2 separate regions of the Homo sapiens genome follow, and region 1 is linked to region 2. Evidence: chromatin loops called from intact Hi-C (ENCODE). Cell type or tissue: endothelial cell of umbilical vein. All regions are shown on one strand. Each heading gives the region's core, and the rest is flanking DNA. Links, peaks and the distances in the headings are about the cores only.

Evidence for each region. Peaks named below come from ENCODE experiments on the same cell type or tissue, not always from the same donor. Only the 100,000 strongest peaks of a DNase experiment are listed, where the experiment ranks them.
Region 1: it touches region 2 in a loop (5-fold over the local background); 6 of 110 quality-filtered maps call a loop at or near these places.

What each region holds. Positions count from the first base shown.
Region 1 is chr10:122,492,556-122,502,585 of GRCh38, forward strand. All of the region lies in intron 3 of HTRA1 (HtrA serine peptidase 1), which reads left to right. Among named protein-coding and RNA genes, the nearest start is that of HTRA1, 36 kb to the left of the region's middle. RefSeq lists an enhancer at 1,902-3,101. In endothelial cell of umbilical vein, for the core only: no CTCF peak of the experiment used is centred there; DNase peaks (open chromatin) are centred at 1,816, 2,536 and 3,086; H3K27ac peaks cover 1,904 bases.
Region 2 is chr10:122,304,998-122,315,903 of GRCh38, forward strand. It overlaps BTBD16 (BTB domain containing 16), which reads left to right. Exons shown (of 16, transcript NM_144587.5): 10 at 2,192-2,311. Among named protein-coding and RNA genes, the nearest start is that of BTBD16, 39 kb to the left of the region's middle. RefSeq lists an enhancer at 2,942-3,011. In endothelial cell of umbilical vein, for the core only: no CTCF peak of the experiment used is centred there; DNase peaks (open chromatin) are centred at 5,534 and 5,894; H3K27ac peaks cover 3,744 bases.

The DNA of each region.
Region 1 (10,030 bases), core at 18-5,017, 180 kb after region 2:
ACTCCTGACCTCAGGTGATCCACCTGCCTCAGCCTCCCAAAGTGCTGGGATTACAGGTGTGAGCCATTGCGCGTGGCTGTAAACGTGATATTCTTGAGACTTTCAGTGAAATAAGAATTGCCACGGACATCTGTGGTCATTGTCCACTTGCCACTCACCTACCCCCTTTTCTGGCAGCAACAGCCGGCATTTCACATGTCCATCATCGGACAGCGTAGGTGGGACCATCAGTCATGGTGTCCTACCCTCTGTGGCCAAGGAGTGGACACAGGACCCAGTTAGGGCAAGCAGAGGCTCCCCTTGGAATCGCAAAGTGAAGCTGGATGCCACCCACAGAGACTAACATGGTGAAGCTGCTGTAGCCCCTGCTGTTGAGCCCCCAGCACTGCCTGAGTTCTTGCACTTTGTGAGTCCAGTTTAATATCTGCTTTTCCTCCCATTCTTGGAGCTCCCCTCACATCTCCAGTGGCTTGAAGTTGCCAGAGATGTTTCTGGGCTTGTGACCAAATGACTCCTTTTCTGCTTCTCACTGCTGAGCAGACACATGTGCGCTCACTTTGCCTGCTGAGTCTTGGGACCCGGAAGAGCTTTTGGGAGACAATCACGGACCAGCCCCCTCTTGCCTGCCCTGCTGTCTCCCTCCAAGCAGGAGGTGAGAAGGTGTCCACCTGCAGCCCCGGCCAGGCATCCCTTTCTGTGCTTCTGCCCAAATCTGAAATTCCCCTCTCCTTGGGACCCACGACTGGGGCCAGCCTGCCTGGGGAGGGAATCCCAGCTGCAGAAAGTCGGGACAGTGTGCGTGTAAACATGTTAATAGAAAGCAGCTTTGAGGGCAGACTAGTTCAGCTTCAGTTACAAACTCTTTCCAAATGCGTTTAACATGAGCCACTGGCTGTGCGCAGCATATGTCAAGCTTTCATCCAATGGTGGCATTTTGTCCCTGCGGGGTTTTTTTTTCCTGAGCAGTTTGGGGCAGGGGTGGGGACAGGGAGAGAGAAAAGTAAAAAGAGAGCAGTTTGGTTTCTTCAGGCTGGAGTACAAGGCAGAGGTAATGGGATGTATTGAAGAAGGTAGGAGGGAAAGTTACTTTAGCTACAGCTATTTGTCCAGCTGTGCTGATTAAGAAACTTGGAGAAAAGCATCTTTGGAATCATGTCCTTCCCATCTTATATACAGCCTTTGCAGATTTCCTGCTGTTCTGAGAGAGATCTGAACTCCTTACCAGGACCTTGAGGGCCCCACCTGATTGGGCACCCCTCACTCTCTCTGCCCCTCCTCCCCTTCCCCTCCTCCCCTCCTTTCTCCACCCCCACCTGCTCTGCTCAGACACCCCTTCCTTGGTTGCTTCCCACAGGCCAGGGCTGTCCCCTGGGGCCTTGGCTGTTCCCCTCCCAGGAGCGCCCCTCTCCAGCTCCTCATGCAGCCAACCTTCCTGTCCTTCAGGCCTCTGATTAAATTCTGCCTTAGACATCTCTCCCCACCCCGCTGTGTGAGGTAGCGCCCCATGCCCCAGTCCCCTCAACTCCACTGCCTCACTTTGGGGACACATCACCCCAGGGACAACTGCATTCCACTCTTGGTTTTTCCCTCCTCGTCTATTTATCACAATTTAGAGTCGCCTCACTCATTTGTCAAATGAAGTTCATCTCTGCAGCTGGACTGCGGGGTTGGGGGCACATCCGGCTGTCGGTCCTCAGGTAGGAGGTGCTTGGCAACCTTGTTCAGAGTAGGACGTTCACAGCTGTCTGCCCCGGAGGAAGCAAGGGCACCCGCCACATGGATGGAATTGAGGGGAAGGCACCCGGGGCTCCTGCATCGAGCTTCCCTCCTATATTCAATGAGGAAATGACCCTGCAGAAGGCTGGCTGCAGATGCCCCTGCCTCCCGGCTTTGCCTGCTTGGAGTTTGATGGACACGTGGTCCTGTCAGGGCTACAGCAGGTCTATGGTCTTTGGTAACGGAAAGCGCTGGTGAAACAGTGAGCTTTCCCGTGGGTGCTTTTCCCTGACGCCAACAACCAGGTAAATATTTGGAAACGGCCTTGTTGAGGCTTGTGAGGTGGTTTTCCTCCCTCCCCTGTAGGCCTGCGCCACCCCCCCAACCCCACGGCCACCTTTGGGCCAGATGGCACCCACAGACCTGTTTGAAGTGGCCACAGAGGGAGCCCTCTGGGCGCTGGGGCCGCTGTGTTTGCAGAGGGTCCTCTTACTGCTGAGCTGGCTGGTGCAGTGAGAAGGAAGGCCGACACCCCTGATCCTCATCAAGTTCAGACGGGGGTCACTGCGGGTGAGGGGCCTGGGGCCTTTTACATGTCCCGGGAGCTGCTGAGCAGGCCACTCTTCTCCAGGCCACCAGAACTTGGCCCTGCGCATGGTGAATCTTCCCTGAGTCAGCTGAGTGAGGGGGTTCAGGCAGCCCCCCGGGACATGGCAGTGGCGGGGAGTGGACTGGGGTGGTGCTTGCCATGACTCACGCCGGTTCTCCTCAGGCAACCGGATGGTCAGATGCGCTGACTCAGTGGCCTGAGCTCGTCCAAAAGCGAATCAGAGAACACAGGGCCTGGGCTCACCCGCTGCCCTCTTCTGGAGTCATCTGTCACTCATCCTCATGAAGGAAGCGCCTGGGAGCCTGGAATGCACATCGCACTGCCCCAGCTCCCCTCTTGTTTCTGTGTTTTTCCATTTTGGATTCTTTCCCCCAACGCCTTCTGTACTGGGCATTTTGTGGTCTCTTCTTTTTCTCCGAGAACTCTGAGGGCTACCATTGCATTTGCTAATGATGCCACAGACGGTGTTGACGTTATGAGGCTTCTATTACTGTATTGATTTTTACCATTTTTAGGGGGACGGGAATCAATATTTCATGAGGGAATGTGAAGCCAGACAGTGAAGTAGAAGCTGGCTTTTATTTTGTGCCAGGCTTTGTCCAGAGGCGGGTGGGGACGTGGCTCCTAAGCTCTTGATTGCAGCTCCTTCTGGCTTGGGAAACGTTTCAGTTCCCCAAACTCTCAGAACTGGATCCCCTGTGTGTTCTCTGGCCCGGATTCAAGAACTTAGTTGATTGTCAAGGAAATTCTTTGGCTATATTTTTCTCTTAATATGGTAATGCCTTTTTTCACTCTGGCACTCTCTTTTCAGGGAATTGGATTAAGACTATTATTTATGGGTCTGACAAAGCAGTTCCCAAGTTGTTGGGACTGGATTTGTTTAGGAATGTCTCCTGTCCTCTTCATTGAGGGGGGAATACAAATTGCTTCCATTTGACAGTTTATCAAGTGTGTGACAGAGTATCAGAGTCCAGGGTTGGCCAACTACAGCCAGTAGTCCAAAGCTGGCCCTCTGTTGTTGTAAATAAAGTTTTATTGGGACATGGTCATGCTCACTTATTTAGGTAGAGTGTATGGCTGCATTCAGTCTACACCAGCAGAGTTAAATAGTTGTGATGAAGACCACGTGGCCCGTGAAGCCAAAAATATTTGCTTCCTGGCCCTTTACAGGAAAAAAATTCCCAGCCCCAGTGGCAGGCAATTAACACCTTGTCCTCGAGGAGCTGAAAGTGGCTGGAGGCAGGAATGCTTATAAGAACCAAGCGAGGTGAAGCACTAGGTGGCCGCGGCGAGCAGGAAGAGAAGCTGATTTTGTTTGCCCTTTCGTTTGCCAGAGATTGTGGGTTCTTTTTTTTTTTTTTTTTTTTTTTTTTTTTTTGCAGAGATGAAGCTTTGATCTTGTCACAATAGCAGAGGGAGGCCTTATTTTTGTCTATTTCTCTGTGACATTGGTAGAAAGGACTTTGTCAGAATTCCAAGCTATTTGGCAATTATCCAATTTTGAGATCCTAATGGATCTTTCGAGGTCTAGTTTGTTCATTCTTTTAGTGATTCCTTGTTAATTCCCTGATTTTATAAATGTGTGTTGAACATCTGTCTTGGCCAAATACTTCTTAGGTGCTGAGGATGCAGCAATAGTGGGCAAAGCCATGGGGCTTAAGATCTAGTGTGGGAAATGGGTGATGTAAAGTAAATATGGCGATAAGTACAGTGCACGAAGCAAACAAGTGAAGGGGTAGAAGGTATCAGGCTGCAAAGACAGCAGATAGTGTAGGCAGGGAATCTTATCTGAGGGGGTGACATCTAAGCTGAGATGGAAAGGACAGTGAGAGCCAGCCAAGGAAACAAGTTGGGTGACAAGAGTTGCAGGTGGAGTTGCTTAATTTCCCACTTCTGCTCAGCCTGCAGATCCTGGATCTTGGACTAATTGCAAACTGTCATTTCCTCGTGAGTTTATTAGAACCCTCCAGAACAAGTTTCTGGTTAGCTAGTTTCTCTGTGTGTTGTCTCATTTCTTGTTGGTTCTGGTTCTTTGGGGTTCCTACTCATACTCTGGAAAGCTCCAGTGTCTTAAGTAGTCAGTCTCCCAAGAGTCTGAAAGCACAAAGATTCACAATGATACGATCACCTCTCAATCATAGCAGCATTGATGCAGTTCCGTAGCTGGTTTCCTAAAGCCATCCAGATCTCTTTCTGTGGCAAGAGAGAAATAAGACCTTCTGGTGAATTGAGGACTAATTATCCTAATAAACATGCGAATTAACAGTTCCTTTGGTTAAACAAAGCACCAGAATCTGATAATGGGAACATGTGACTCATGGTATTTCCTTCTTTGCTTTATCTACCAGGCAGCTCACAGAAACCACTGGCCTTCCCTGTGTTCCCATTTTATGTCATAAATATATATTTAATTAACTTATTATAAAAGGCCCTTTGTTCATTGACCATATCAAATTATTCTTATATAGAAGAGGTTATACATGTTTTAAACATTTTAAAATAAATCTGAAAAGAATGCTACATCCTGGGCAACTTCCCTGCATTTGGGGCTCAAAGAAGCTCTATGTGGTTATGGGTAATGAGGAGCCAGAGTGCCTTCAGGGCAGTTCAGCAGATGCTGAAAGGCTGCTGTGTGCTGTTCGCTGGGCCCACCAAATAGAGTAGGACTGAGCCCCTGTCCACCATGACAGCCGGGAGATACAAGCTGTTCCCTTTGCCTCCCTGAGCCCTGAGCTTTATAGCCTATAGACAGCTGAAAAGCAGGCTGCATCCGTTACCCAGTCAGTTACCCAGACCCAAATGCCAGGCCTTGGCTAACCCCAGTTATTACCTAATTTTAATATCCCAATGGATGTTTTAAGACCTGGCTGGTTCATTCTTTCATTTATTTACTTATTCATTGATTTTGTAAATATTTCTGGAGCATCTGCCATGGCCACATGCTGTTGTAGCAGCATCAGCCACTCTGAAGTTGGTGGATGAAAGGGGATGCATCAAAGGCGCTGATGTATGGAGGAGACGCAAGTTAGACTTGACCAAGACAATATTATTCCTCCTCTGGATGCCCCGAATATATACAGTCATTAGCTGTCGGGCCCCCATGTGGCACTGTTGACATTTTGTGGTTTAAACACTGAAGAGTAAGGGAATATTGGAAATGGCAAACATCTGATATAGTGTAAAGGAGACTAAATATTTTGATGGTGTTCATAAACACCGAGGAGGAAAGTCTTTTCATTTTTTTCATTTGTGTGCTCTCTCTTTCTCTGTTTTTGCACACTGTCCTCTGTTCTCCTTCTCCTTCTCTTTTTCCTTTTTTCTCCCTTCATCTCCCCATTTATCTGATCTCTCCCACCTGAACCCCTTCTACCCTGCTGCCCTCCTGTCCATTCTACCTTCTCTACTCCCCTCCCTAGACAGTAGTAATCACATGTCAGTTGGAGAAACATGATGGCAACTTGGTCACACCGTTCTTCTCAGTCTGTATATGTCGGTGATCTCAGTGCCCATCTGGCAGATCCTTCCTGCCCTGGCTCTTCTGCTCACTGCGACCACCCTTGACTTTGTGATCACTGATAACCTTCACCTTCTCTAATCTAAATCCCAAGCTTCTCACTCTTGGTCCACCACCTCCCAGCCTTGTCCGTTCTGAACCCTGAACGGAAGCTGAATGGAACCCTGAACGGAAGGGTTCTGAAGCTGTTCAGAACCCTGAATGGAAGCTGAAATATCAATGGGCCATTGCTTTTCACAGTCCTCTGTGAAAGATTACTGGCCAAGCCAGCATCTGGAGAATTCCTGGTCCACCACCTCCCTGTCTGGAGAAGCTGGAACAGCCAGCTGCATGAGCATGTGACCCGTGTACTCACAGGCCCTGTGCCCTGAGCTCGCTGTTTTAATTTTATCTTTGAATTTGTATTTTTGTGAATAAAGCCCTATGAGCTAATGGAGCATGCTCAGGGAACTTGGGGCTTTAGCTCAGGCTGGATTCCTCCTGCTGCCTCCCCAGTCCCTGGTCCCCTGAGAACTCCAGCCCCATCTGACCTTCCCTTCCCTGTCTCTATGCAGGGGTCATTGCTACCCTCTATCCCTGGAAAGGATGTAGGCACAGGGCAGTTCTAGGTTCCAGCTTGGGCACCGCTTAACATCTTGGTGGTGCAGGGATCAGGCTGATGATACCGTGGTTGTTCTGTGGGCTACTGGGCAGGGTCAAGCCACTCCCACCCTGATCCAGGTACCTAATGCACCCGACACAGAAGCGGCAGTGTCCTTGGGGTCATCCATTATCCATGTGTTGGAGGAGTGGGACCCTAGGGAAGATGCTTGGCTCGACTTCCCCACCCCTAGCCAGGGCACAATCAGAGGTCCAGGGGCTGGTGGGCACAATGCCAAGTCGTGAGGCCTCCAGTGTCTGCGCTCACTGTCCCATAAATAACCACAGTAATAACTAGCAAATCAAAAACATTGTGATAGGTCGAGAGAGACAGCATGTGGAAGAAAGGAAAAAGCTTTCTATTTTAGTACCTTTAACAGTGCTTTCTGTATGCTTTATGAACAAGGAGCCTGCATTTTTATTTTGCACTGGGCTCTGCTAATTTTGTAGCTGGTCCTGCCCCCTAGTAGCTCAAGTCAGCAAATCTTTGGTTCATCTGAGTCCACAGTCCGCTGACCCGCCCTTTTTCACAGTTCCTCCCCTGCCCATGTGCTCACTTCCCTCCTTACCCAGCTTGGCGCACTCCCTCAAGCAAGTCTTTGGATGCTGACATCCCCCGTAAACAACCCTTCTGCGGCCTGGTTTGATTTTCCTTAGGAGACATGCAAGTTCTATAGCACTGTTTCTTGCTGGGTATGGAGGATGTGCTATTTTGTCCATTGCATATTTTTTAAAGAAAATGAAAGGTTAGCATAACTGTTTCCAGAAGGCACATTGAATCACTCAGTTGAGTCCCAGCCAGTTGCTGCAATGTTAGCCTTTGAAGCAAACTTGAACCAACACAGGACCAGCCTAGAAGTCCCAGCCTCCAGAAATGATGCAGTGGATTCTGCAGATTCAGCAACAACAATATTTTTGTAACTCAAGAGCACTTAGTAATTTTCAAAGGAGAGAAAGAAGTAATTGACTTGGCTTATTAGGTTGAAAAAGAGTTGCCAACTTTTTCTTTGGTTTTGATGTTATTGGTTTTTTTTTATTTTTCTTTTCTCCAAGCTTCAGGGAATGAGATTGAATGAGCACTCAAGTGCTACTAGGCAGAACCCTGAATGGAAGGAAGCTGAAATACCGATGGGTCATTGCTTTTCACAGTCCTCTATGAAAGATTACTGGCCAAGCCAGCATCTGGAGAATTCTAGGAACGCCCCCTCCTCTTGCAGCAGTATAAGTTTGCGGGGATCATCTGACCCCATTGGGGAGTTGTATGAAAAAGGGGATTTATTGGGGACCCTGTTGCCTGTTTGGATCTTACTTACATTTAACTATTGTCTGCTAATGGATTTTTTGGAAAGCAACCAGGTTTTCCGTAAAGAATAGCTAATTGTCAGAGCTGAGATGACCATTGGAGATCACTGGGCTCAACTCCCTAATTTTAGAGGTGCTAAAACCGCAATCCAGAGAAGCTAATCAAGTGGTTCAAGGTTGTAGACTGAGTTCATATAGGACCAAGACCCAGCCCAGATGTCCTACTGTCTGGGACAGTGTTCTCTCAGCATACGTGGAGCCTGAGGGGGTAATGTGTGTGCGTGTGTGTGCATGTATGCATATACACATAGGTGTTTTGCCTAAGTTTTCACTTCTGCCCCACCTTGGTTGATCTTGGAGAATGAGCCTGAGGCGCGCTGTCAACCTGGGGGCCTCATTCAGCACAGGCCCAACTTTTCTGCCCTGGGGGAGTTCCAGCAGTTATGGTTCATCTGTGGTTCAGTTATGGAACTCACACCACACATAGTGCCCCCAAAACCGAGGCTGCGTGCACAGACCTCCCCTCCCTTCCCGTGGTGGGCCCCTGCTTGGGTTCTTCCTAAACTTCCCCTTTGCCCTGCTCTGTGTTATACCCTCTCTGGTCCCCTGTCCCTGTGGAGTGATCCGGGGCACAAGGGCAGCTGTTTCCCCGCTGACCTCTGTGTGCCCTGAGCATCTGGGAGGTGGGGAGCAGGCTGGTGAGAAGAACACCTGGAGTGGAGGTTGGGGTCAGGGAGGGTCCCAGTCCCGGTACCACCCCCACCTGCTGTGGGACCTGCAGTCCCCTCATCAGCAGAACGGCTATGAAGCCATCCTGCCCATCCACAGGGTGGTGGGTCGTGAAGGCTGCATACCTGGCAGAGCGGGAGAAGCTCTGGGAAGATGCCGGACACGCGCCGTGGGAGTGATTTCCCTGCCTTGCCCAGATTCTGCTCCCATCACCTGAACCTGCCTGTCACCACCATGGAACTGCTGTGACCATTGCTTTCCTTTTAAGCAGATTAGCAGACATCTCCTGCTCCACCCTGCCAAACAAACAAACAAACAAGCAAACAAACAAACAAAAATGTGCATGAGGGAGTATGGACTTGTAGAGTCTTTTCTAAACATTGTTAGGTGCTTGTATTGGGATCCTCTCTTAAAATGAACCATATTCCCCAGGCTTTGGATGACACTCATGGTTGCCCACCCTCCAACTTCCTTCCCTGCTGGCAGAGCCCTGGGTTTGTTTTAGTTCCAACCCTGACCCCACCGCATTCCTGACTCAGGCAAATTCGCAGGGTCCAATGCAGTCAGGGGAGCCACGTTCCCTCCTCCAACGAGTGCTGAGGTCGCTGCTTGATTGGATACTGCCGATGACCTACGAGGAGGAGGGTGCCAGGGCGCTTTTGGGACTTTGCTTTTCTGGAGAGATGCTTCCACAGCATGGTCATGGACACAGTCACGTCTTGATGTGATGTCTGGAATGGTGGTGGCCGTCTTGTGGCTGTGAGAACAGGCTGAGGTTGATTGGATGGAGGGAAGGAAGGAGCCTTGTTCTTGATGCTGTCTGTGAGCCTTTGAGTTATCAGCCTGGTACCACCCAGCCCTTGGACAGATATCTACTCTACATACTCCATTTGGAGTTTTTTTTTTTTTTTTTTTTTTTTTTTTTTTTTGTCACTTGCAGTTGAAAACACCCTAATTGATACACACAAACTATTTTTAGTGCTGGTCTGTGTTTGGCCCTTATGGAAGACTCTGGGCTGAGCTGCCCATGGTGAGGGAGGTGGACTTTGTGTTTTCTTACTGCTCTGTGTCCTGGTGGCTTGTTTGTGTCTCTGCCCATGAGACAAAAGCCGAGAGGGCAAGGGCAGATTTTCTTAATCATATGTTCCCTGCACCAAGCTCATAGGAGACACTCACTGAATGGTTGTTGAGAGAGTTCTCTTTCACGGAGGCAATGTTTTGTGAAACGATGCTGCTTGTTGTTGTCTGTTGGTTGTAATATGCATGAACACTAAGAGCCATCTTTAATCATGCTGTGGGCCGCCTCTTCCAAGGTGTTAGCATTACTCCCACTACCTGGTCAGCATCCTGCCTATGGCTAGGACTTTGCAATTTACATAGATATGGTGGGGAGACCTGGAGCCCATGGCCAGGACTCTGACACCCTCACTGGATCTGTTTCTACATCTACCTGGATGGCCGTCTAGGACATTAGAGGATTTGTGTCTTCCTAAAGTCCCTCTGTTGAGAGACTTCTGGCT
Region 2 (10,906 bases), core at 3,535-8,534:
CTGTACTAAGCACTTTGTATGTATGCAGTCAGTAGAATGATGGCCCCACAGATGTCCACATCTCACTGGCTGGAACCTGTGAATATGTTGGGTTGTATGGCAAAGGAAACTAAGGCTGCAGATGGAACTAAGGTCAGTAATCAGCTGATTCTTTTCTTTCTTTCCAACTTTCATTTTAGGTTCAGGGGTACATGTGCAGGTTGTACATGAGTAAATTGCATGTCACAGGGATTTGGTGTACAGATAATTTTGTCACCCAGGTGATCAGTATAATATCCTTGATATAGTTTAGATGTGTGTCCCCACCAAATCTCACATTGAATTGTAATCCCCAGTGTTGGAGATGGGACCTGGTGAGAGGTGATTGGATCATGGTGGTGGATTTCTCACTAATGGCTTAGCACCATCCTCTTGGTGCTGTTCTCCTGATAGTGAGTGAGTTCCCTTGAGATCTGGTCATTTCAAAGGGTGTGGCACCTCCTGCCTTGCTCTCTCCTGCTCTTGCTCTGGCTGTGTGACATCCTCCTCCCCCTTTACCTTCTGCCAAGATGGTAAGTTTCCTGAGGCCTCTCCAGAAGCCAAGCAGATGCCAGCATCATGCTTCCTGTACAGCCCATGGAACTGTGAGTCAAGTAAACCTCTTTTCTTTACAAATTACCCAGTCTCAGATATTTCTTTGTAGCAATTCAACAACAGAACAGTACAACCCTATACATAGTTTTTCAATCCTCGCCCTCTTCCTACCCACCACCATCAGGTAGGCCCTGTGTCTATTGTTCCCTTAATGGTGTCCATGTGTACTCAATGTTTAAGCTCCCACTGACAAGTGAGAACATGCAGTATTTAGTTTTCTATTCCTGTGTCAATTTGCTTAGGATAATGGCCTCCAGCTCTACCCATGTTGCTGCAAATGACATGCCTTCACTCTTTTTCATGGCTGTATAGTATTTTATGGTGTATATGTACCATGGTTTCTTTACCCAGTCCACCACTGATGGGCACCTAGGTTGATTCCATGTCTTTGCTATTGTGAATAGTGTCCGCGGGCTTTAAAATGAGGAGCTTATTCTAGATGACCTGGGTGGGCCCATGGTGATCACAAGGACCTTGTAAATGTGAAGAGGGAAGCCAAAGAGTCAGAACCATAGAGAGATTTGAAGATGCTGAACTGCTGACTTGAAGACTGAGAAAAGGGCCATAAGCAAAGGAATGTGGGTGGCTTCTAGGTGCTGGAAAAGGCAAGGAAACAATTCTCCCTTGAGCCTCTAGAAGGAACACAGCTCTGCTGACAACTTGATCTTACCTTGTTTGGTACTTCTGACCTCCAGAATGATGAGAAAATAAATTCGTGTTGTTTCGAACCACTTGGTTTGTGACAATTTGTTATTGGAGCGATAGGAAACTCATCCACTCACCTCATCCACTCTGTACCACTCTCCTCTGAGCAGCTGCTGTGATCACACTTTCACAGATGAGGACATTGCAGCTGCGGGGCAGTTAAGCAACTCACAGGAGGTTCCACAGCCAGTCTGGTGAGGAACTGAGATTCTAACCTGCCCTATACCCAGGTCTGAGCCCAGAATTGTGTGACCTTGGATAAGTTATTCAGGTTTCAGCCCTCAATCATGGCCAGAGCTAAGGTGAAGTGAGTGAGGCACCTTGGTGCGAAATTTAAGGGAGCATGAAAAAACTTAGTCATCGAGATGCAGTCTATTTTAGTGTAATATATTAGAATTAAAATTGATGCCAAAAAATGCCATGATGAACAAAACACTAAAATTTTAAATAAATGTAGGGTTAATCTCAATTTCTACATCTATAAAAGTAAGGACTATATCCTAACTTTGCAGGATGGTTGTGTGGAATTAAATGAAAAAATCTACAGAAAACATCTTGGGAACACCTGGCACATAGTAAGAGCTCATTAAATGACGATCATTGTTTTGCGGGGCACAGAGGGTGGGTGAAAACACAGGCCCTAGTGTCAGGCTGCTGAGATTCAAATCCTAGCTCTGCCATTTCCCAGTTGAGTGGCCTTGAGTAAGCTGTTTACCTGCTTGATGTCTGAGGCTACCTTCAGACTCAAATGTGGTGTCACCTCATTCCCAAACTCATTCTAACCAGCTTCTTACAAGCAGCGTGATTTTGTGCTATTTCTGAAATTTCTTCTCAATCTTTTTATTTTGGCCAGGTTATTTACCTTTAGTGAATTCCATCTTCTGAAAACAATGCTTTTGTGGGTCTTCTTGCAACTGAACTACAAGATTCAGGCAATTCCGACTTATGAAACCGTGATGACATTTTTTAAGAGGTAATATAACTTAGTGTTGATTGATGAAATACACAAATACTGAAATGTACAAACACTGCTCATAATATCACGGGGGAAAACCATCAGTGATATAATTTTTCATAGCATCATTCAGAGGGCACTGTTTTTTTAATAGGGCCTAAGATTATAGGATGCTTTCAAACCACCAAATTACCTGGAAAAGTAAACAACATGTAGGTGTTGTACTATGAGATAATCAGGTGCTTCTGGGAACTTGCTGTGTCCAGTAACAGGCATGAGGCAAAAGGTACTCCTCTCTTCAGGAAAATGACCACACTACCCTGGCCTTTAAAACTTCATTAAAAAAAAAAATCAGCTTTCTTAGGTTGAATAAAACTCACTTTTTCTGTGGAAGTAACTGGTGGTATTACCTTGTTAGGTTTGTGTTTCTGGTCCCCACAGCCTCAGGAATGAGGGCTTCCAAGCATGACGAGGCGAGTTTAAGGAAGTGGAAGTAAAGATGCTTCATTTCTTTTGCATGTGTGAGTTTAGCAGATAAACACGTCTTCACGTAGTGACCTGTTTAAGCCAAGTTTCATTTGCATTGTTTTGAAGCACGTAATTCATTTCTGGAACAGAACATCTGTGCGCTGCGTTAAGTAAAGAGCCCACTTCTTTCTCTGTCTTGTTATTTGAGGAAAGCAGCATTCAGTGTCGGAATTATATGTACTGTGTTTAGTTTCCATATAATTTGCTTTGAACCCAAATGTTTTACCCGCCCTCCCCCACTCTTTTAATAGCCTATGAGACACTTTTTCCAATGAGTCATGCACACCAGGAGGAATTGCTGTTTGGCTCCAGGTCAGCTCTCCTACTGGAAACGTCTTAGCACTGGGAGATAGGAAAAAGAGCTAGAATGTGGTGATTCATTAGAGCTGTGTTTTTAATATGGAAGAAGCAAGTGAGGAGAAGGGAGTTAAGGTGTGGGCCCCCTGCCAAAGTTGCTGTTTCCAAGGCCTTTGCTTGCACTCCTGAGCCAGAGACGCCACAGCTCTTCCCTGGAGTGGCAGGCACAGGGGTGTTTCTCACCACCACAGCTTTTCCATTTTCTTTTCGAATCTACGTTGATTTGTCCCAGACCTCACATCGCCATGCATTTCCCCAAGCCCCCTGATCCTGTATAATTTTCTTCGTTGGAAACCATTTGCTTCTTTCCAAGTCATGTCATTGCCCCGACCTAAGCAGTGATGACAAATCTTTCAACAGGGGCCAGAGTCCTCTCAATGTAGAGTGGGGGTGGCTCCAGACAGCCAGAGCCTGCTGTGTCCCTTCCCCAACCTCCCTCCTTCCCTGCTTGGCCCTCTCCTTTCTCCAGCGAGCTTTGGGTCAGACTGGGAGAAAAGATGGGAAAGTGTAGGGCTTGGATGCTCTCCCCTGCACACTGTCCAGGCCCACTCTGTCATCATGGAGGACCTTGTGGCCCACTTTTAGCACTGTGGATGGTTCTTCTCCTGCCCAGCTCAGCTGCTCCAGGGTGGTAGCACCTCGCAGTTGTGTCTTTGTCATTGGCCTCCATCTCCCAAATGCATCTCCTGAGCCCCGGGCTCCTTCACCTGGGGGTCTGCTCTGGGTGCTCCTGCTTCCCCCAGTCCCTGCCTGCTCTGCCTCCTCTCTGTCCATCCGTGATGGGGGCCACCCACCAGAGCTGCTCTGCCCAGCCCCTGCTGAACCCCTCAGTTCATGTATATGTCCTGCCCCTCCCAGGGACATCATAAGCAGCTTCAACAAAGGGCTTATGATCCTTTCTCTTGCCCCAACTTGCCTGGCACCTTGCTGGACTGTGAGTCTCTGTCAGACTTTTTTTTCTCTTTTTTTGAGACAGGGTCTTGCTCTGTCATCCAGGTTGGAGTACAGTGGCGTGATCATAGCTCACTGCAGCCTCAAACTCCTAGGTTCAAGTGATCCTCTCGCCTCAGCCTCCTGAGTAGGTGGGACTACAAGAGCATGTAGCCACATCTGGCTAATTTTTAAAATTATTACTATTATTATTTTTTGTTTGTTTGTTTTTTGGTTTTTGTTTTTGTTTTTTTTTTTGAGAAAGAGTCTCGCTCTGTCGCCAGGCTGGAGTGCAGTAGCGCCATCTCAGCTCACTTCAACCTCCGCCTCCCAGGTTCAAGCAATTCTCCTGCCTCAGCCTCCTGAGTAGCTGGGACTACAGGCAAGCGCCACCACACCCAGCTAATTTTTGTACTTTTAATAGAGATGGGGTTTCAACATGTTGGCCAGAATGGTCTCGATCTCTTGACCTCGCGATCCACCCGCCTCGGCCTCCCAAAGTGCTGGCATTACAGGCGTGAGCCACTGCGCCCAGCCTAAAATTATTATTTGTAGAAACAGGGCCACTCTGTTGCCCAGGCTGATCTCAAACTCCTGGTCTCAAGTGATCCTCCCACTTGGCCTCCCAAAGCACTGGGATTACAAGCATGAGCCACTGTGCTGAGTACATTTTTTTTTTTTTTTTGAGGCAGTGTCTCACTTGTTGCCCAGGCTGGAGTGCAATGGCACGATCTCGGCTTGCTGCAACCTCTGCCTCCTGGGTTCAAGCAATTCTAGTGCCTCAGCCTCCCAAGTAGCTGGGACTACAGGCACGTGCCACCACGCCCAGCTAATTTTTGTATTTTTAGTAGGGGTGGGGTTTCATCATGCTGGCCAGGCTGGTCTCAAACTCCTGCCCTCAAGTGATCCTCCCACCTCGGCCTCCCAAAGCACTGGGATTGCAGGCGTGAGCCACCGTGCTGGGTCCATTTTTATGTAGCTCAGTTCTTCTCACAGAAGTGGGTCTTAAATGCTGATGGAAAATTCAGAGAATGTCATGCATGTGGCAACTTGACAACATTGAGATAGCAGACACATTTCCGTTTCTATTGATGGGTGGTGCCCGTTGAGTGCACCAGCCCAAGAAGGATTCTCAGCTTTTCTGTAGGCTCTGAGAAGAAGAATGTCGCAGTAGATTAGCGGTGTCTATCCTGGCTGCAGGAGCCAGGCTTGGTGGCGCCCTGGGTCCATGTTTGCCATCCCCTGCCGAGGATCCCCAGGGCTGACCAGCAACAGTGCGGAGGCTTTGTAGCTGCTGGCCTAGCAGGGCTGGTGGCCGGAGGGCTCCAGCTGCCCCGAGGTACCTCTGCTCCCTGTGGAGGTGGAGGGAGACTGCAGGGAGTCACGGACAGCCTGGGCCAGCATTGCGTCACCAGGGGAGTTGAGCTACAAAGTTCAAAGGGGCAAAGGGAGCAGCTAATCAAGGAAGCTCCAGTGGTCGCTGACAGGGATGTGCCAGGAGCATTTCAAAGTGAGACAGAGGAGCAGACCCCAGGGGAGACAGTAAACAGGCTCGGAAATGAGAAGAGAGGGAGCAATTTGGCCCAATTTTAAAAATTGCAAATATTGATAAAATAACTTCAATGACAGAGCAATCTACTTCCCGGGGAGGGGGACATGTTGAGGCCGTCACATTATGGGAACTGACAAGTTGGAACTGCACTTCCCTAACATGTCAGTAGTGGGACAAGCTGAACAAATATTAGCTCACCCGGACCTTGACCCTACCAGGAAAGAAGCTGAGCAGCAACTGCGGGCATGGCCTTGGCTGGCCCAGAATCCGGAAAGGAGGGTCGAGAGCCATTAACTGAGTAAAATGAGTCAGACGCCCCTTTCCTCATCTGTCTCAGCAGTGTCCGGAAGACAGGCTAGGAGGGAACGTAGTTGAATAACTGACTTCTCCAGCAACGACTATACCCAAAAATAAAGACATACGTCCAAGCCATTTCTACTCTCCCATTTTCTTTTGTTCATTAATTTTTTTTTCAATCTTTCATTCAACAAATATTTTTTGAACATGTGCTTTGTGCCTCAGACACTGACATAATGTTGAAGGGGCAGTTTCTTTGCCTAGCCAGATGTTTAGAAACAACTTCAAGTTTATTTTTGTTGCTATCCAAGAACATCAATGTAAGAAGGAAACAAACACGCACGGTCGTGTGTGGCTTGCAAACACATACAAACACACACCTGTGTGCACATAAATGCATACACAACTACACACATCTAAAGCATAAACACACATACACACACCACTCTACACTCTACAGCCTGTTTTTCTGGCAATAGCTAGTTGAGAAAAACAAATAGGCTGTCCCGAATTAAATTTAACATCTCCTTGTAGGAAAAACAAAAAATGTAAGCAAAGCTGTTGCCTTCATCTATGAAGGAAAAGTCATCATTTCATTCCACTTGGTAGTCTGAGAAGTTCAGGAAAGCTGTAAAAACTTGTAATCGGAGAAAGGGCAGAAGCAGGCAAATTTTCAACTTTTTAAAAGAACATTTTAAAATCAAGGCATAAAATACAGAAAGGTGCATGAACCTTAAATGAAGAGCTCAATGAATTTCCACAAAGTGAGCACACCTGTGTAACCAGCACCCAGACCAGAACAGGGGACATGGCCAGTCTCTAAAGCCCCTTATCTCAGTACCTACTTCTTCCACCAAAAGTAAACAGTATCCTGACCTCTTTTACTACCAATACATCTTCCCTTTTCTTGAGCTTTGTATAAATAGAATTCTGTAGCATACACCTTTAAATGTCTGGCTTCTTTCACACAATAATGTATCTGTAAAATCCATCCACGTGGCTGCATGTAGCAATAGCTTGTTCATTCTCATAGGATATTTCATTATATGATTATACCACAATTTATTCAGATGTTGGTGGACATGTTCAGCCACTAGGAATAGTATTGCTATATACAACCATGTACATGTCTTGTGGTACACATAATTATGTGCTTCTATTGGGTAAAAACCTAGGAATAGAATTACTATGTCATAGGGTATGGATGAGTTCAACTTTAGTAAATACTGCCAAACAGTTTTGCAAAGTGGCTGTGCTAATTTATTCCCTAACCAGCAGTGCATGAGAATTCTGGTTTTTCCATATCCTTGCCAACACTAGGTATCTTCAGTCTTTCACTTTTCTTTTTCTTTTTCTTTTTTTTTTTTTTTTTTTTTTTGAGACAGTCTCGCTCTGTCTCCCAGGCTGGAGTGCGGTGGCATAGTCTCAGCTCACTGCAACCTCCACCTCCCGGGTTCAAGTGATTCTCCTGCCTCAGCCTCCTGAGTAGCTGGGACTATAGGCATACGCCACCACACCCAGCTAATTTTTGTATTTTTAGTAAAGACGGGGGTTTCACTATGTTGGCCAGGCTGGTCTTGAACTCCCAACCTTAAGTGATCCACCCGCCTTGGTCTCCCAAAGTGCTGGGATTATAGGTGTGAGCCACCGCTTCTGGCCAGTCTTTCACTTTTCTAATGGATGGAGAGTGGAACTAATTTGCCTATTCCCTTTTAATTTACATTCCCCTGCTAATGAGGTTGAGCATTTCTTTATATATTTGTTAGCCATTGGGTATCTTTTTAGTGAGGTGCCTGCACAAGTCCTTTCCCCATCTTTTCTTTGTTCTTTTCTATGTTCTGCTACGTTCTGGTCCACGTCCTTGTTGGATATATGAATTCCAAATACCTTCCCTCTGTGGCTGGCTTTCTCACTTTCAGAATGGTCTTTTGTTGTTGTTGTTGAGAGAGTCTCACTCTGTTGCCCAGGCTGGAGTGCAGTGGTGTGATCTCAGCTCACTGCAAACTCTGCCTCTCAGGTTCAAACGATTCTCTTGCCTCAGCCTCCTGAGTAGCTGGGATTACAGGCATGTGCTACCACGCCTGGCTAATTTTTTGTATTTTTAGTAGAGACGGGGTTTCACCATGTTGGCCAGGCTGGTCTCGAACTCCTGATCCAGGTGATCTGCCTGAATCAGCCTCCCAAAGTGCTGGGATTACAGGCGTGAGCCACTGTGCCTGGCCTCATAATGCTCGTTTGATGAACAAAATTTTAAATTTTAAGGCATTATAATCTATCAAGCCTTTCTTTTATAGTTAGTGCTGTTTTTTTTTTTTTGTTTTTTTTTTTGAGATGGAGTCTCACTGTGTCACCCAAGCTAGAGTGTAATGGTGCGATCTCAGTTCACTGCCATCTCTGCCTCCCGGGTTCAAACGATTCTGCTCCCTCAGCCTCCTGAGTAGCTGGGATTACAGGCACGTGCCACCACACCTCGCTACTTTTTGTATTTTTAGTAGAGATGGGGTTTCACCATGTTGGTCAGGCTGGTCTCGAACTCCTGACCTTGTGATCCGCCCGCCTCGGCCTCCCAAAGTGCTGGGATTACAGGCATGAGCCACTGGGCCTGGCCTATAGTTAGTGCTATTTAAGAATCTTTGCCTATTCCAGTGCCATGTGGATATTCTCCTATTTTCTTCTAGAAGCTCTATTGTTTTACCTTGCATTTAGATCTAGAGTCCATCCAGAAGTATTTTTTTAAGTATGGTGTGAGGGAGGGACCATGGTCACGGTCCTTCTTTTCATAAGGATGCACAATTGATCCAGCACCGTTTACTGGAAAGGCCATGCTTTGCTCACTGCTCTGCAGTGTCTGTCACCTTTGTCATAACGTATTTTACATGCTATGTGTTAAATGTTAGTGTCATACGACTATATGTATGACATATACATCATTTTTAGTATCTCTATTCTGTGCCATTAGTCTTGTCTATCCTTGAACCAATACCACACTTTCTTAATTACTGTTTCATTATAAATCTTGAGATGGAATAAGACATCCCCCAATTTTGTTCTTCTCCAAGATTACTTTGGTCATTCTTGGTCCTTTGGATTTTCACATATTTACTTTATAATCAGATTGTCAAATTCCACCAAAAAAGACAAGAGAAGAAAATGCTGAGATTTTGACTGGGAAGACATTGAATATGTAGATCAATTTGGGGAAAATTGACCTCTTTAGAATACTGAGATTTGTAATCCATGAAAATGGTATAAATCTCCATTTATTTGTCTTTTAAAATTTCTTGACCAGGCTCAGTGGCTCACACCAGTAATTTCAGCACTTTGGGGAGGCCTGAGGCCAGGAGTTAGAGACCAGCCTGGGCAACATAGTGGGACCTGTTCACAAAAAAAATGTAAAAAATTAGCTGGGCATGGTGGCACACTCCTGTAGTCCCAACTACTTGAGAGGCTGAGGCAGGAGGATCACTTGAGCCTGGGAGGTTGAGGCTGCAGTAAGCTGTGATTGTGCCGATGCACTCCAGCCTAGATGGCAAAGTGAGACCCTGTCTCAAAAAAAATTAAAAATAAAAATAAAATTTCTCTCAATAAAATTTAATAGTTTATTGTATGGAGGTCTTGCTCATCTTCCGTTGTATTTATTCCTAAGTGTATAATGTTTGCTGACTCTATTGTAAATAGTATCATTTAAACATTTTTATATTCTAATTGTTTGGTGCTGATATATAGAAGTACAATAGTTTTGTATATTGACTTTGTGTTCATATATTGATAGATTTTCTTATTTTAATAGACTGTACATTCTCTTGTATGTTTTCTACATATAATTATGTGATTTTTAAGAATAATACTAGATTTATCTCTTTCTCTCCAAATCTTGTGTCTTTCACTTATTTTTCTTCCCTTATTGCACTAGGTAGACTCTCCAGTATCATGTTGAGTAGACATGAACATCTTTTGATAATGACATGAACGTCATCTGATAATGAACATCTTTTTTTTCTTCCCAGTCTCAAGGAAAAAGCTTTCAGTAATTCCCCAATCTGTGTATGATGTTTGCTGTGGGTTTGGTGTAGATACTCTTTATCAAATTTTGAAAATCCCCTTCTATTTCTAGAGTTTTTAATCACGAGTGAATCTTACCAACTTTACTAAATGGTTCTCAGATTTTCTCAAAATGATATATAGTTTTCTCCTTTTTGCTATGAATGTGGTAAAATATATTAATTTTTCAAAGCAATAAACTTTGAGGTGGGATTTAATTACAGCAAAGTGAGTACGTTTTAAACATACAGTTTGATGACTTTGATAAACAGATATGCCTGTATAACCAGCACTGCAATCAAGATAGAGAATTGTTGATTTATTTTTTAATGGTAAACCAACTTTGTATCCCTGGAATGAAACCAACTAGGTCAAGCAATATTATCCTCTTTTATGTCACTGAATTCTATTTGCTGACTGTTTAGAATTTTTGCCTATATATTCATGAGAGATATTAGCTTGAAATTTTCCTTTCTTGGTTTATCCTTACCAGCTTTTAATTAATTTTGAGGTTATACTAATTTCATCAAATACATTTCAAAGCAGTCCCTCTTTTTCCATTTTCTAGAAGAGTTTGGGAGAGACTGCTGTTCTGTCTTCCTAAATATTTGGAAGAACTTTTCAGTGAAGCCATTTGGGCTTGAGATTTTGGAAGACTTTTAGTTATAGATAGAATGTTCTTTATATATAGTATTATTAAGATTTTATGGGTCTTTTTGTGTCAATTTTAGTTATGTTCTGTTTTTCAAGGAACGTGTACTTTTCATCTAAATTGTTTTAAATTTATTGACACCAGTAATTAACAAACTTTATCTTTTTAGAGCTTTTTTGAGGAATAATTGGAACTCAATAAACTACACATAGCTAATGCTTCAATTTGATGAGTTCTAATATACATAAGTACCCAT